2 separate regions of the Homo sapiens genome follow, and region 1 is linked to region 2. Evidence: chromatin loops called from intact Hi-C (ENCODE). Cell type or tissue: mammary epithelial cell. All regions are shown on one strand.

Region 1 (8,000 bases), 700 kb before region 2:
GGCACAGTTTGGTTTTATACATTTTAGGGAGACGTGAGACATCAATCAATATAGGTAAGAAGTATATTGGTTCGGTCTGGAAGGCAGGACAACCTGAAGCAAAGGCAAGAAGACAGGAAGCGGGGAGGGGACTTACAGGTCACAGGTAGGTGAGAGGGGAAGGGTTGCGTTCTTCTGAGTTTCTGATCAGCCTTTCCAAAGGAGGCCATCAAATATGCATCTATCTCAGTGAGCAGAGGGGTGACTTTGAATAGAATGGGAGGCAGGTTGGCCCTGAGCAGTTTCCAGCTTGACTTTTCCTTAGTGATTTTGGGGGCCAAAAAGATATTTTCCTTTCATAGGTGTATGTGGTGTTTGTGTACGTGTGGTGTGGTATGTGGTGTATATGGAGTGTGTGTCATGTGGTGGGTGATGTACATGCAGTTTGTGTATGTGTATGAGGGGTGTGTGTCATGTGGCGTGTGGTATATGAGGGATGTGTGTGTGGTGTGATATGTGGTGTATGTGTGGTGTGTGTGTGTGGTATGCGTGGTGTGGTATGTGTGGTGTATGTGGGGTGTGTGTATGTGTGTTGTGTGTGCATGTGGGGTGTGTGAGGTGTGGTGTGTGTGGTGAGTGTGGGATATGTGTGGGTGTGGTGTGGTATGTGATGTTTGTGAGGTGTGTGTGTGGTATGTGTGGTGTGTGGTGTATGTGGGGTGCATGTATGTGTGGTGTGTGCGCACGTGTATGTGGTGTCGGTCAGCAGTCACTTCCTGCTCAGTGTCTGTGGGAATCCAGCCAGTCCCGGAGGCTGCAGTCTGGGGAGTTTGTGCAAAAGTGTCCAGTAGCCCCGTGAACTGACCTGCCTCATAAACGAAATCTCTCAGGTAGCAGGAAGAGTGACCATTCGCAGGCAGGTTCATGTTTCTGAAGGTTTCTTGCTTATCTTTCGGAAATGAAGTGCAGACTTCTACATCGCACATTTATCTCATCACTTTGATTTTAATCCCATGAGTGAAAGTATCTTTAAAAAGCTGCATGCACACTCCCAAGCATTTCTTTGTTTAAAGAATTATGTTTTTGAATATTCAAGTTTTCAAAGCTTTAAAGGTATGAAGCCACATCTTTCATTTTAGAATGAAGATACCAGCAGGCAATGCTAGCAAATGTGAGTGAGCTTAGAAAATATGGGTGATGTGGATGAAGTCACCACTGGATTCTGAAATATTTCCAATAAGAACAGAAAAGACATCTTAGCATAACACTGCCTTTCAAAGAACATTAAGGGTATTTAATTTCATCCACTCAATATAAGGAGTAGAAATCAGAAGAAACATATGTAATGATATCCTATGGTATTTTGTCCATAAAAATAGATGACTTTTGCAAATTTTCATTGCTCTTTACTCTGGGGTGTTTTAAAACTTGTGTTTAGGTGGGAGGGGTGAAGGTGTTACAGAATCATCTACTTAAATCTGCCCTTCTGTGGGGCTGTCCCTTCTTGGGTCTGTGGTTCTGTATTCATTAGCATCTCCCTCGGTCACTGGTCTGGAACCTCCACAGGGACAGACACAGCAACCTTGGTGTTTCCCATGAGCTCAGTGTCGAGTGGGTGTTTGGCAAATGTGTCTACTGCAGGACCAAGGAGGGCGGGGGGGGGTCCTTCTAGATTGCCTCCCATGGCTGGTAGTGCTCCAGGTACTACATGTGGCAACAAAGGCATGAGGTCTGCTCTCAGTCCTGAGAAACACATGTTAGGGACACAGTTAGGGACATGCAGAGCTAAGGCTCAAAGGCCTATGCTCGCTGAGCCAGTAATGCTTGTGCTGCTCATGTGTCTTCTTGCCTTTACTGTTGCACCAACCGTGGAGGCTGCTGCCACCTGTGGAGCCCTATGTTTACCTGCATGGGGACAGGGGTCTGCCTGGTAGAACAGATCCAGGTGGTCCTGAGCAGGGAAGGGATAGGTCCTTGACCGCATTTGCCCAAAATTAGAGGTGAGCACTCATCAGGGATCACACCCAGTCAGAGGGGTTGAAAGAAGCCCCAGGCTGGGCGTGGTGGGTCACGCCTGTAATCCCAGCACTTTGGGAGGCCAAGGTGGGCAGATCACTTGAGGCCAGGAGTTCAAGACCAGCCTGGCCAAGCTGGCGAAACCCCATCTCTACTAAAAATACTGAAAATTAGCCAGGTGTGGTGGTGCACGCCTGCAATCCTAGCTACTTGGGAGGCTGAGGCAGGAGAATTGCTTGGGCCCGGGGAGGTGGAGAGTTGCAGTGAGCTGAGATCGTGCCACTGCACTCCAGCCTGGGTGACAGAGGGAGACCCTGTCTCAAAAAAAGAAAAGAAACCCCAAACAAGAGGGAAGGTACTGTCCAGTGACGGGGGGTGCAGGAGGGGGCTGGAAATGGAGGGCAGGGGAGGAGGCAGGTGTGGGCCCCCCAGGCTTGGGACAGAGACAGTGAGCAGGCTTCCAGAGGCCTTTCCTGCTGGGGGCTGCAGCCTCGCTCTGCCCCAGCACACTCACGCAGCCCGGCCCAGCCTGGTGGGCACCACTCGCAGCCTGAGGGCGAAGACACTGAGGTGTTGCTGCAAGAAACTTGTGGCCCCAATCTTATGTCCACTTGAGAAAGTCGTTTATTCAAAGCCTTGCCCTAAACAAACAGGAACATTTTGCCCTACCACTTGAAATACACACACACACACACACACACACGATAAAGAACAAGGAAAAGAGAGAGGAGGAGAAGGGGAAGGAAGAGGAGAAAGAGAAACAGGAGACAAAACGGGAGGGCCCTGAACTTCCTGGCCCCCTCCTGAGTGCCCCCCTCCATGTGCCTGGGCACTCTTCCCACACCCACTTACAGCACAACTACAGGAAATTTAACGTTTCCCCGCGGAGTTCTATTTGGGAAGTAGGAAGAGGCCAACATTTTAGAATACATATCACACAGAATGTTCTAGATAGAGATGGAGGTTTTGGTGCTGCCTGCAGAGCCTTGACATAGACATAATTAGGAAAATACATCCATGTTGAAATTTCCCAAGTGCCGCCCCCGCCTAGGCTTCAACTTGGGTTTCGAAGGTGTGTGATGTTTTAAACAAAGAGACCTGTTCAAATGTCAGATGAGGGATGACAGAAAAGGGGAAAGTGTCTATTGATAAAGAGGTGCCCGCCATATCCTGAGCCCCTTGTTAGGAACTAGGAGGGGTCTGCAAATTCCATCATGCATTCTCTGGAGGCAAACCCAAAGTCCTAGTTTAGTCCTCTTACCTCCGTCCATGAGGTTGGCCCAGTAAATGACTCTGAACCCCTGGAGAATTCCATTCAAGGCTTCCTTGGAAAGTGTGGACCAGGATATTGATATGCTTTCTGGTGATGTTGCTATGGCTTGGACATTTTCGGGGGGGTAACTGGGCACTGAAATCAAATAATTAGAATCTGTAATAACTGTGGGTGGTTTATGAGCAAAGCAATAACCGAAAAAGCAACGTATTTTAATATTTCAATATGCAAGCAAAAAATTGCACTCAACCCCAAAATGAAAGAAAAAATAACAAAGATCACTTCCCTGGAAAAATCTTATGATAACTCAGTGCTCAGTAAAATATCATGAGTCAATGCATATATTCTAATGGATTCCATAGTCTCTCTTTCCAACTTAGTTTCTTTACTTTTAGGACAGTTGTTGGGACTTGAGTCGTGTACCCTTCTTAATTTTATTGCCTGAGTAGAAAATCATTGTTTGTCTGATTTATTTTCCCCTTACTCTTGGAAGTTACTTCTTTAAGTTGCATTTACTTTATAGAGTACGGTACCTCTGTATTTAGTAATATCTGGCATATAAATTGGAAGCTGAACCATTGTAAAGTGCTAAAAAGTAGAAACATAATCATAGATTTCTCCTGTCTCATCCTCATCCCTTTCTCTAGAGGGAAGAGAGACCATAGACAGGTCAGAAGAATATTGAAAATATTTTTAGTACTGAGCTTTTGTAAACCTTAAATGTTGGCGCTGGGGCGGTGCAAAATACTGGCTGAGACACGCATCTTAATGAAAAATGAGCATTGAAGCAAAAACAAAGGCATATTTAACGACTATTGCAATTATGAAGATAGACAATTCCAGTGTTCAGGCTGCAAGTCATTGAAGACTCCTCTCCTCGCAAAAATTGTCAGATATTACAGGTGCAAGTCCTATCTGCCTCCGCAAACCTGTGATCAAGGGCCGGGCGCGGTGGCTCACGCCTCTAATCCCAGCACTTTTGGAGGCCGAGGCGGGCAGATCACGAGGTCAGGAGATCGAGACCATCCTGGCTAACACGGTGAAAACCCGTCTCTACTAATAATACAAAAAATTAGCCAGGCGTGGTGGCGGGTGCCTGCAGTCCCAGCTACTCGGGAGGCTGAGGCAGGAGAATGGCGTGAACCCGGGAGGCGGAGCTTGCAGCGAGCCAAGATCGCGCCACTGCACTCCAGCCTGGGAGAGAGAGCCGGACTCCGTCTCAAAAAAAAATCTATGATCAAATGACTAACTGCACAAGAGGTAAATGTAGTGCCAGCTTCCTGCCTTCAAAGCTACCACTTATTGCTACAAATAACCCCATATCTTAACTTCCTGCCTAAAACACTGTGCCTCTGGATACCAGGGTTCTCTATTTTCAAGCACTACTGGAAATTTGAGCTTCTGGGTTATTCTCAGTGACATGGTGGAAGGGCTAATTAATTTATCTCGGCCGCTAGGGGGCGATCGATCACTGTGCAATCTGAAAATTCCTTTTCTCTGTACTCAGAATGCTTGAAAATAGGAAACAATGAAAAATAAAATAAATTTTAAAAAACCTTCTTAACATTTGGGAGAAAGTTTTTTAGCAAATAGCATTTCTGCATTCTCGTGAGACTTCTGCAGTAATAGAGAGAGCCTTGTTTTCACTCCAGAAAAGCCCAATTCTTGTACCTGAAATGAATGAGGAAGAGTCTGAAAAGGGAGGGACTTGCTGGCTTTGCAGTCCAGCCCTGCCCCAGGGCGGGCAGATCAGCGGGGTGGGCGAGGTCACGAGGGAAGGCTTTTCCACCCGAGACCCCAGGCCCTGCAGGTCACTGCAAAGTCGTGGGGCGGGGGAGTGCGAGGTTGGGGGAGCCCCGGGGCAGACCCGAGGGAACCTTTGCGGAGGGAAAAGCCACGACCAGGCCCCGGCCGAACCTACCATCCTCGAGAGTGGTGGTGATGATTTCCTGAGAAGAAGGCCCCGTGCCGGCCCGGTTACAGGCCTGCACCACCAGGCCGTACTGAGTGAACTTATTCAGGTTGTCCAGGGTGTAAACCTCACTGTCCCCGCTGGTGTCGACACTGATAATGTTGAATTGGAAGTTACCCCCAGTGCTGTACTCTCGGTAACCTATTTGGTAGCCACGGATAATCCCATTTTGCAAATGTTTCTTGGGAGCCTAAACAGGAGAGAAAAGAACACACTAAAGAAGTCTTGAGGTAGGACAAGAGCGAAATCAACGCCCACACCCACGTAGGAAAGCAGAAATAAAGTGGAGTCATCGCCACGATGCTGGGGCGGTGGTCCGGTAGCAGCCGCAAACCCACGTACAGTGCAACTTGGTCTGTGCCAGGCACCCTTCCTTTACCTGTGAATGCATCCGGCCCTCCCAGCCCCTCTGAGCCACTGGACCGTCAATGGACACAGGAGGTCACCTGAGTATGCATGGCAGGAGCGGAATCTGAACATGGGTGTTGGGCCCCAGAGCCTGCGCTCTCATTCTGTCCTTCATGATGTACTGGTTGACTTGTCTAACTGGCGAGAAAGTGTCAAAATACAGATCATGTTTGTGGCGTCTCCAGGTACGCTTACGACCGGGTGAGACTGACCCTCAGGCCTGCACCCAGCAAGAACTCTCGGGCTCGCTGCTGTGTGCCAGGCCTTGTTCCAGGCACCAGGGAATAGAATTGAGTTTGGAAATGTAAGAAGACAAAAGAAAAGACCCCCGTCCTCATGGAGCTTACATTCTAAGGAAATATCCCAGAATCACAGTGTTTCCAGGTTGAAAACTGGCATGGGAAGGTGAGTGCACACCCAATAGGAAGGTAATCTCTTTCATGAAGCCCCGAATCATTCTGGAATGATTTGGGGGTGATTAAATGTGGGGCAAGAGAGAGGCTGGTGCTAACTCCACCCTGCTGATGTGAAGATGGTCCACCAGGTCAAAGTAGGATTTAGGCTGATGCGTAGGACTCATTTAGAAACCAGAGCCTTTTCAAGGATGGTATAAGGCTGGGCGCGGTGGCTCACACCTGTAATCCCACCACTTTGGGAGGCTGAGGTGGGCGGATCACTTGAGGTCAGGAGTTCAAGAACAGCCTGGCCAACATGGTGAAACCCCGTCTCTGCTAAAAATACAAAAATTAGCCAGGCATGGTGGTGGGTGTCTGTAGTCCCAGCTACCTGGGAGGCTAAAATGGGAGAATCACTTGAACCCGGGAGGCGGAGGTTGCAGTGAGCTGAGATTGCCCCACTGCACTCCAGCCTGGGTGACAGAACAAGACTCAGTCTCAAAAAGTAAAAAAAGATATGCGAATGCCACCAAGATGAGGCTCTAGGGAATAAAGGTTTTGTAGACTTTCAGGCAGTCAACAGATATGTGTGTTTATGTGTATGCGTGTATGTATACATACACACATACATGTGTATGTATGTATACATGTACATATGTATGTATATACATATACACGTACACACATACATTTAAGTACAAACTATGGATCTGGATCTCTCAAGCCTCTGAAAGCTTTCTCCGTCCTGAAAGTGTTTATAATCGACCTGCAGAGAGGAAATAAGCACTTAAGAACCTGTAGAGAACTATGAAGTGTGGAAATGCATGGTAAGAAAGTGAAGGCCAGCAGGCATCTAGAAAGTGTGAGTATGGGTGGTCTGAAGTGGTGGGAAGACTCAGAGCCCAGGTGGGCTTGACGGAGGGGGGGAGGTGGCGGGGCACGGCTCAGAGAAGTAGAAGGAGGATGGGGTGAGTGGAGCCTGCAAAGGGTGCACACCTGCCCAGCGGTAAGTCAGGAGGGAACGGACAGAGTGGAGCAAGACCTTGAAAACCTGCCAAATGTGACCGGGGGAGGGCAGACAATGAGAAGTCAGAAGAAGGTTTCGAGCTGATGAACAGCATTGATGGATTCAGCAAACACTTATGGATTGCCTAATAATAACTTCCCAGGGGATTCCATGCCTCAGCCTGTCATTAGTAGTAAGTCTGACTTATCCAAGAGCAGTAAAATCATTTTTGTTTTTCACAGCAAGTTTCTCCATTTATGGTTTTCTTGGACTCCACTTGCTTTTCCCAACAGCCAATCTAATTTAGTATATTCATGGTGCCAGCAGGTGTCAGTGAAACAGTCGCGTAAACCATTTATTTATTTGTATCTGTTGGCTCGGAGTTAGACCCTGGTGGAAGAGCTCATACCTTTTTTATTATAAACAAATGTCTATGCTCCTCTGAATCCACAGATGTGCTGGCTTTTGCATTGATGAGCTATGGCTTTTCTCACTGTTTAGAAATAGATTTCAAGATTCTATGTTTTGAAAATTCAATTACTCTATGTGAAAATTGTTTTGCTGCAACCACTGAATTACATTTATGTGACCTAATTAATTAATCAAATGAATTTCCCTGTAAACGTCACCTATAAGTCAAATTTACCAACAAAGAGATTTCCCCTATTTTACCTAGTGTTTTAATGTTAGATATAGTGACCCAAATAAAATAATATTATTTTTTAAATGAGATTTACATCCATTAAATATTCTAATTGTTCAACTGGCTCCCGGTGAGGCTTTAAGCCTCCCTAAGACAGCAAGTTGGATTCACAGTATGGGGGCTGTGGAGTCAGGTCAAGAAGAGTAGACAGTAAAGTCAAATGCCTGTGAGAAAGTGTTTTCATAGAGCCACCAATTTAGCTAAATCCTCCACAAGAATGAAGGGACCTGCTTGCTGACATGTAGTTC
Region 2 (8,000 bases):
GCCGAGATTAAAAAATAAACATGGCAATTAAGCAGACTGGGACTTGGATTTTCTGTATCTCTATGGAACCCAAGATCAAATCACACCACAGCGGGGCTAACTGTGAAAAGAATTGAATCTTGAGTTTCTCTCGTGAGAAAGTATATTTCCTTAAAGTAATAAGTTTCCTTATTATATAGGAAATATAGCTGTCTTTTGTATTTAAAAAAATAAATTAAATTAAAATATACATAGAATTGCAGCAGTTCTAATTATCTTTCTACTTGTCTTTCTCTTATGATACAATCACAGAAATGTTCCCATCATCCAGCAGTTCATGCTTATGAGAAGAATCAATGCTTTACTCAATATTAGGAAGATTAATCAATGGTAAGAGAGTCCACTGCAATCACCCACCTGAAGTGGCATGGATGGCTCTTCAGTATACGGCATGGGCTACCTCCCAACAGCCCCCCTCAGCCCCTGTGACCCATTCACGCTGGTCCTAACACCAGCTTCTACCTGATCATTGTGGTGACTCCATGATAATGCTGAAGCCACTTTGGGACCCTCAGGTCATCAAGGTCAACACTGGGAGTGGTATCACCATACTGCTGTTTTGCAGAAGCATCCAATAATGAGAAAGTTGGGATATTTAGAAAGAACTATAAGCTGGCTTTTACTGTTTTATTTTCAGTGTGAAAAAAGTGTAAATTTTATGTAAAACCAGACTTAAAACTGTTTCCTGTTTCTTCATTTTAATACTAAAAGAGTCAAGGCTTGTATGAATCAAAATCAGTAATTAAATAGTTCAAATTTCTTTCCATCACCTTATCAAAATGCCAATTTCATAGTCTGGAGAGACTAGCGACAAAATGATCCATTTTATAGATGGTTCTTTATAAGACAAAAGGCAAACACTTTCCACAGCATCATCTTCTAGGGCAGGTCTGATTTTGTCCAGATTTCCAACCTGTAAATCAGCAGTATTTGCATAAAAATTCAACGATTCTACTATTAATAAAACCCAAAGCCCACTTGGAACCAGGAAAACCAGAATGCTATAAGTAACAAATACAGGCCTAGAAAGGAAAACTATTTCATTTCTTTTTTTATGCTAAATTGTATATACTTAAGGAACCTGGGGGACATTAGCTAAGTGATATATGCCAGACACACACATACAAAATCCATGATCTCACTTATATATGGAATCTTATAAAGACTATTTCATTTATAAGAGCATGTGGCATTCTTTTTCCCTTGTCCAATAACATTTGTGTCAATCACAAAGCCTGGGGTGATATTGTCTGCCCGACACAGACTGACAAATAAGGACTTCATATATTGCAATTTAAAACCCCAGAGTTTGAGAACAGGTTAACATGGAGGGACTTGTGATAATCACAGGATCCTAAATTTGAACTCTTCTCTCAGTAATTGCTTTATTACTGAGATGTATGCAGATTTCACCCTCCTACTATTCTGCCGTGAAACATCTTTAAGAAAGGCAAGGCTTATTGCAGAATAAATATTTGTAGCAGTGCTGCAAGTTCAATGTCCTCCCTTCACCTCCAGTCTTTTGTTCAGACCTACTCAAGCTGTTTCCAGATAATATATATATTGCCTTCTCATCCCCAGCTTCCCAAGCCTAACATAGACTTAAAGACTGAGAGCACTTCTAGAATATTCTGCAGAGAGTCCAAAGAGATTTCATAATATTTCTGCAAGGGTTGGTATGCTTTTTTTTTTGTTTTTTTCTCCTACAAAATGCTGTACAGAGCTGGGACGTTAGGGGAAGCTAGCATTTAGTATGGAGGTGATCTCTTGCATTTTCAATTCTTTCTTTCACTGTCTTTGCGGCTGCACTTAAAAACAGCTTTCTATAAATAGGACTGCTTGCTCACTCTTAAATCTTACTCACTGTCTTCTCAGTAAAAAAAATAACTAGGGATACAGGCAAGATTCATTAATCCCTGTCATTCTAACTCTCTGTGTAGTAGCCTCTTTCCTTCTTCATATCTTGACATATATCTTCTCAATCCCATTCATCCCTCTCTGTTAAACCATAATATGTATTTACATAATCCAGGGGGCTTCAAGATCAAAAATTAATCCAGTTGCATGATTTTTAAAAAATCAGCGTTGATCACATAGAACAAATAGAGATGTCCAAAAATCAAAAGCTGATAAATATTGTAAGCTATAAGACACTTAATTTGATTTTTATATTTGGACAAAAATCAACTTTAACAATGATTAAGATATCCTTTCATGTTACTTTGATGAAGATAGCAACTGTCATATTTGAATCTGCAAAATAAGAAATAAAGATAATGACAAAAAACCCATAAATCCATAGGATGCTGAAGAAAACAGTAGTATGACTTTTTAAAGATGAATTAAGGCCTGAGAAAGTAAGCTTTGTTTTGATGTCCTGGGTGGCTCTTTGATGAAGAAATGAATTCCCAAGAGCTGGGGGTGGCGGAGTGGGCGGGGAACCTAAATGTCGGTTTGATGTTTCTGGCTGGCTTTCAAAATGCGACAGGGCAATAAACACTGTATAGGAATTTTAAATCATGCCATTTAGCAGCGTACACTTGAGAACAAGGGGTCCAGCACATGGATGAAATTATTGTCTGTGACACTTGACCCACTGCACGGCAGGAAGAGCACCTAAAGCAATTACATAGCTGTTGTGCAACAGTGATGAAGTCCCATCAGATACTCGAAATATGAATCTCTTTTTGAAAAGAGAAGAAAATGCCCCAAGCCACAGGCGTTTCTGGAAAATAAACATTTCTACCGTGATTGAGTCACTACGACAGAAAAAGGTGGGTAGAGCAAAAGAGTCCAGTGGTTTAGTCAGAATGCAAGATAGGGACCAGGAGAGCAAGTCCAGGAAAGCAAACTAAGAGGGGGAGCCAATCAGCTAGAGGCAGAAGAGAGAGGTGGACGGGAGGGAGGAAGGTGGACAGGAGTTAAGGAGGGGAGAAAGGCTCTGCCTATCACTTTTTCCTTTCACTCCGTAAGGAACATCATCTATTTCCACTACTCCATACCATGTGCTCTGCTCTGTGCTAAGGACACGCTCAGGCTTCGCACGCATTTCAGACTATGGAGGCTCCTGTCTAGCTAGTGAGAGAGGCAGTCACTAGCCAAATCAGCATCACCTAAATGCAGGCGTAACGATTACCACAGACTCCATCAAGGAAACAGCCAAGATTTTTAGAAAAAGGATAATATGGAGGGAACTGATTTTCAGGAGCAGATTTGTGAAACCCAACCCTTCTGAACGTCCTGGTCAGAAGCTGTCTGACCTCTGAACCAAAATCCTGTCCCTGCTTCCCTCCTGCCACCTTGACAGACCTTGCGTCACCTGCAGAAAACATCCGTGTGCTCCACCCTTTGAATTCAGAACGACATAGTGGATACTCCGTGGGGCTGCTGGAATCTTCCATTCCCACTGCCTTATCTTAACCCATAGATTCGGCAAGGGAAATGCAACTTTGAATTTTCTGGCATTTTCACAACATTGAAGAAAAGAACATAAATATAGTTGGGGGGAGGGGCGCGGAGAGATAAGATGAGCATTTTTGTGCCCAGGTCTTTGGAACTTGAAGAGTTAACCCCCCAGTCCAGGGGAACAGGTGTTTTCCAGTGGGCCTGGGGGAGAGGGAAGGGGGCTCCCGGTCCCGGAGCCTTGCCTGCGGAGATTGATGGACTGCGGAGGAGCGGGCACGTCAGCATCACCCCTGTCACCATCAGCAGGAGAAGCGGCGGCTCCTGGAATGACATTGGAAGGTCAGCCAATCAGGCGCGGAGCTGCTCCCGGAGCTGCCACCTCCGAGGCGCGCGCCACGCCGGGGTTCCCTCGCGGCTTTGGAAAGGGGGTGCAAATGCACCCTTCTGCGGGCCCGCTACCCGCTGCAACACCTGTGTTTCCTTTCTGGGCACCTTCTAGGTTTCTAGATATTGCTGTGAATACGGTCCTCCGCTGTACAGTTGAAAACAAAGGCTGCTGGACCTCGCCTGACCTGCGGTTGCCTTTGCCCGGTTCCTGTTAGACGAACTCTACGACGCCGGAGTTTGGGCGCAGTGAACTTGAGAGATCGTGGGGGAGGCGTCTTCAGAAGAAAGCCCCTGACCATCTGCATGGAGCAGTCCTCCCTCGGTGGCGGCTGGGTTTGCTGGCTCTGCTGAAGGCTGGCTGCAAGAGTCTTGTGAGGTTTGCCGCCCACTAGTGTCCTATGGCGGGGACACAATCGGCCTGCAGGTAGCACCACCTCCCTATCTCCCAGGCTGAGGGTGCGGGCACCAAGGCCCAGCGTGCACTTCAGCGCAGCAGCCAAGAAAATGCCCACACGCGCTTGTTTGTGTGGGCACACCCCTGGGTGCCTGCCCTGCTCTGGAGAGGTGGGCCACGCATGGAAACCGAGGAAATCGAAGTGCTCATTTCCGAAATACTATTGAATGCACTGCCTAATGCAAAATACATTCTTTTTCACTACCTATTAATTATTTATGAGCCACATTCATAATCTTACCCGTAGAATTCAGCTAATTTTACGAAACCTGGATGCCACATTTTGTAAATGCATCCACTTGATAAACCCATCCTTTTATTTTGCAAACATAAATTTCCAATCTACAGTGTTCACAGGTCTTTCTTTATAAAATGACCTCTCTCTCTCCCTCTCTCAATCAAGTTTTAATACGCATTGAATTGAGTCTCTTGTCGAAATACTCCGTGCACCTTACTCCAGACACATCTAACATAAAATACCTTGCCAGCTACCCGGAGGTCCAGGAATTGGGGATTAGAATTGGCAAATATTTTAGTCAAAATTAGTTCCCCTACCAGAATGCTGTATTGCGCTGGTTCTGCCCCCCGTGACTCACTGATCCCCCGAGGCAGCAAACCGTGGTCACACCAAAATGACAAAGGAGAGAGTCAAAAAGTGGAGAACGATCCACTGGCATTTATTGAAGGTCTGCGTGGCATTTTGTTTTCCTACAGAGGGCATCTTGGAGGGGCATGCAGCTTAAGTTAAAAGGCCTCGGAATTTAGGTGAACCCTGAGATTATGGATAGCTTTTTAATCTGTTTAATAAAGATGGGGGAGAAAGGGAAGTGGAGGCAGCCCTGAAATTGTTCACCTGATAACATTTCTTCCTTACATACATTTATGTGAATTAAATAAAAATCACCTTTGAAGTCCTTAAGGTGCATTTGTATTTACAAAGGTCTGCTTCTAATTAAATAAAATAGCAAGCGTGTGCTCTGTAATTTCCTATCAAGTGAATGGATGAAGCTCAAAGGTGCTGCATACTCATCTTCTCTTTAATGAGCACCTTCTTACTCCCAGCACCCCACCGTCTCTAATCTCCATGACCCTCAGGCCCCATGAAAGCGGATGCAGTAGAACTGAAAATCCCACAGCTCAGGAAAAGATGATGTCAGGAATGCATGCATGTGTGTGTGTGTGTGTGTGTGTGTGTGTGTGTGTGTGTGTAAAAACAGAGATGCCAGGATACTAGCAAAACTATATTACATATAATAAATCTAATTCTTCATCATTCTGTTTGTCTGAAGGCCTGGCTCTTCTTTTAGCAATAATTTTAAACTAGAATGTGCTCTGGGGTTAAAACCAGGAGAAATGGTAATGAAACACAATGCAGTAGGAAGCTTTGCTGAGAAGACACCGAGGGACGTGTGTGGGTGAGTGTCTGCACATACGTGTACCTTGGCTCCTTGCACTGTAACAGAAGCTCGCGTGTATTTCCAGAACATTGCAGAACAAATTGACTGCTTTAAAACACGATACTGCACCTCATCAGGTGAGGTCATTCATTTAAGGGTTTAACCTATGAAGGGCCTGGTCACTGACTTCTTCTTTTTTTTTTTTTTTTTTTCAAAAATACTGCCTGCAGCCTGTCTAGCAACCATACTTTTATTAAGAAATAACTGTACTTCTGATACATCAATAAGAAAAATATTGTTGTCTACTGTTAAAATGCAGATGTATTGTGGGCTTATTTTAATAGCCCCAAATATTAAACTACATAATCTTTTACAAATGAAAAAAAAAAGTTATCATGTCAGGCATTTTGATGCTTGAGGCCTAGCAATAATCAGTTTAGGTATTAGAATTCATCAATCTTTTATCACACACATTCAGAAATTTTTCAAAGTTGAGGTATAACAAAATATGACAGTTGTTGACAAAAATATTCTCAATTTTTTAAAGTTTAATTCAGATAGGTAGAAACCATTTACTCTTATATTTTTGAAATATGGTCTTACAAACAGGCATAGTTCCAAACTGGATTCTTATTTTATTTCAACATGTCTATATATTTTATGATCCTTTCCCCAGTATGTAATGAACACCATACCTTAGAAAACTGTTTAAAGCTGATTTCCCCTCCCCCCTTCAAAGATCCTAAAGCTTTACAGCAGGCTTTTAATGTTTTCATCCTTGATCATATAAAGAGAGGGGCATTTTTATACAAGACAGTTCCATAGCCTTCTGCTAGATTGGATCAGAATACGTAATACAGCAATGTAAAATATTCATTTGTGTTTGCTGTTTATGTCTAATATTGTGGAATCTACCTATATTTATTACAATAATGGTGATTATCAGTTGATTTTAAAAGTCTTGAAAATAATACTTGCAGAACTCACTATATGAGTACCTACATAATTTTTGCATATATTTTTCATATTGCAGAATATTTGAGGTTTCATATAATTGTATTACCATATATAATTATTTCTATGATTGTTTATTTTAGTTATAAAATGCTGATTCAGAAAAAAAGTCACACACACATATAGCATCTCTGTATCAGAGGCTAATAGTCTGTATCAGTATCATAAATTCTTCCATACCATTTTGTCATACAAAATGCTAAAACTGTAAATAAATACTGGCTGACTGACAACCAGCACAGCCTCTTTCATCATCCTGAAACACACACTTCCCAATGGGGTGCAAATTTTGTTTCTTCTTATAACCCAGGCCTTTCCAAGGAGTTCAGAAAGGTACTCCCTGACAGGCGAAACAGGGTGTCAAGGCTCTGTGTCTTTGGAACACATGTGTAGGCATCTCTACATTTCTTAGGAGGTCGCATTAGCAGAAGAGCAGAAAGGGCTGACTTCCCCGACACATCTCCGCATGTTCCCTAAGCACATCTGTCCCTGAAGGGAAATTCCCAGGAGGACACAGGACAGGTATGGTGCCCTCTGGGAAAGATGGGTGTCTTGTCAGAACTTGTTGCAATTCTTTCCTGCTAGGAAATCTCAAAATGAAAGTTTCAAACACTTTGCTTTAGGTTATACTGGAGAGCAAAGTATCATTTTCATGTTCATTTTGATAGTACCTTCTTTCAACTCTACCTTTTCTTAGTCACCGTTTTTTTAAAAAATTGACAATGCTCATGCATTTCTTCTGGCCTGTTGGTATGCTGATTCTTTAGGCACTGTCTAGGTAGGCAAAGAAAATGCACTGCCTTGCAGCCAACACACAGAGCTTCCCTGTGTGTCTTCCAGGAAAATCTTAGAGCCTCCCCTTTGCTTCTCGTATTTTCTCACAAGGGCCAGATTTCCTCTCTTCTCTTCTTTTACCTTCTCTTCTTCTCCTCTCTCTCTCTCTCTCTCTCTCTCTCTCTGTCTCTGTGTCTGTCTCGCTCTCTCTCCCTCCTCTCTTTCTCTCTCTCTCTCTCCTCTCTTCTGGCTAGGGGATTCTGCTTAATGGTTTAATTTCAACTGTCAGTAGGTTATACATTTTATGCAGATGTGTGTTCCAAAATTTGAAATGGGAATTTAAGCCGTAGCTACTCCCAGGCGATGTCAAATGATGACAATTTCCTCTGGTTCCCACAAGAGAGGAAGCCATTCATACATGTAAGTTCATATTTATGCGGTGACAGGCAGCCTAAGGTGCAGTCACACTTACTAATTGGGTCTGACTCAGTCAAGAGCAATAGCTTTCTAAATACCCAGGAAGAAATCAT

The links. A loop is a pair of places that touch in the nucleus more often than their neighbours do. Peaks named below come from ENCODE experiments on the same cell type or tissue, not always from the same donor. Only the 100,000 strongest peaks of a DNase experiment are listed, where the experiment ranks them.
Region 1: it touches region 2 in a loop (17-fold over the local background); 6 of 110 quality-filtered maps call a loop at or near these places.

Annotation. Positions count from the first base shown.
Region 1 is chr21:40,139,302-40,147,301 of GRCh38, forward strand. DSCAM (DS cell adhesion molecule) reads right to left here. Exons shown (of 33, transcript NM_001389.5): 17 at 5,190-5,430; 18 at 3,257-3,403. Among named protein-coding and RNA genes, the nearest start is that of MIR4760, 69 kb to the right of the region's middle. In mammary epithelial cell, a CTCF peak has its summit at 4,721 (motif pointing right); a DNase peak (open chromatin) is centred at 7,110.
Region 2 is chr21:40,837,916-40,845,915 of GRCh38, forward strand. All of the region lies in intron 1 of DSCAM (DS cell adhesion molecule), which reads right to left. Among named protein-coding and RNA genes, the nearest start is that of DSCAM, 5.2 kb to the right of the region's middle. In mammary epithelial cell, a CTCF peak has its summit at 4,229 (motif pointing right); DNase peaks (open chromatin) are centred at 7,216 and 7,906; H3K4me3 peaks cover 2,170 bases; H3K27ac peaks cover 4,659 bases.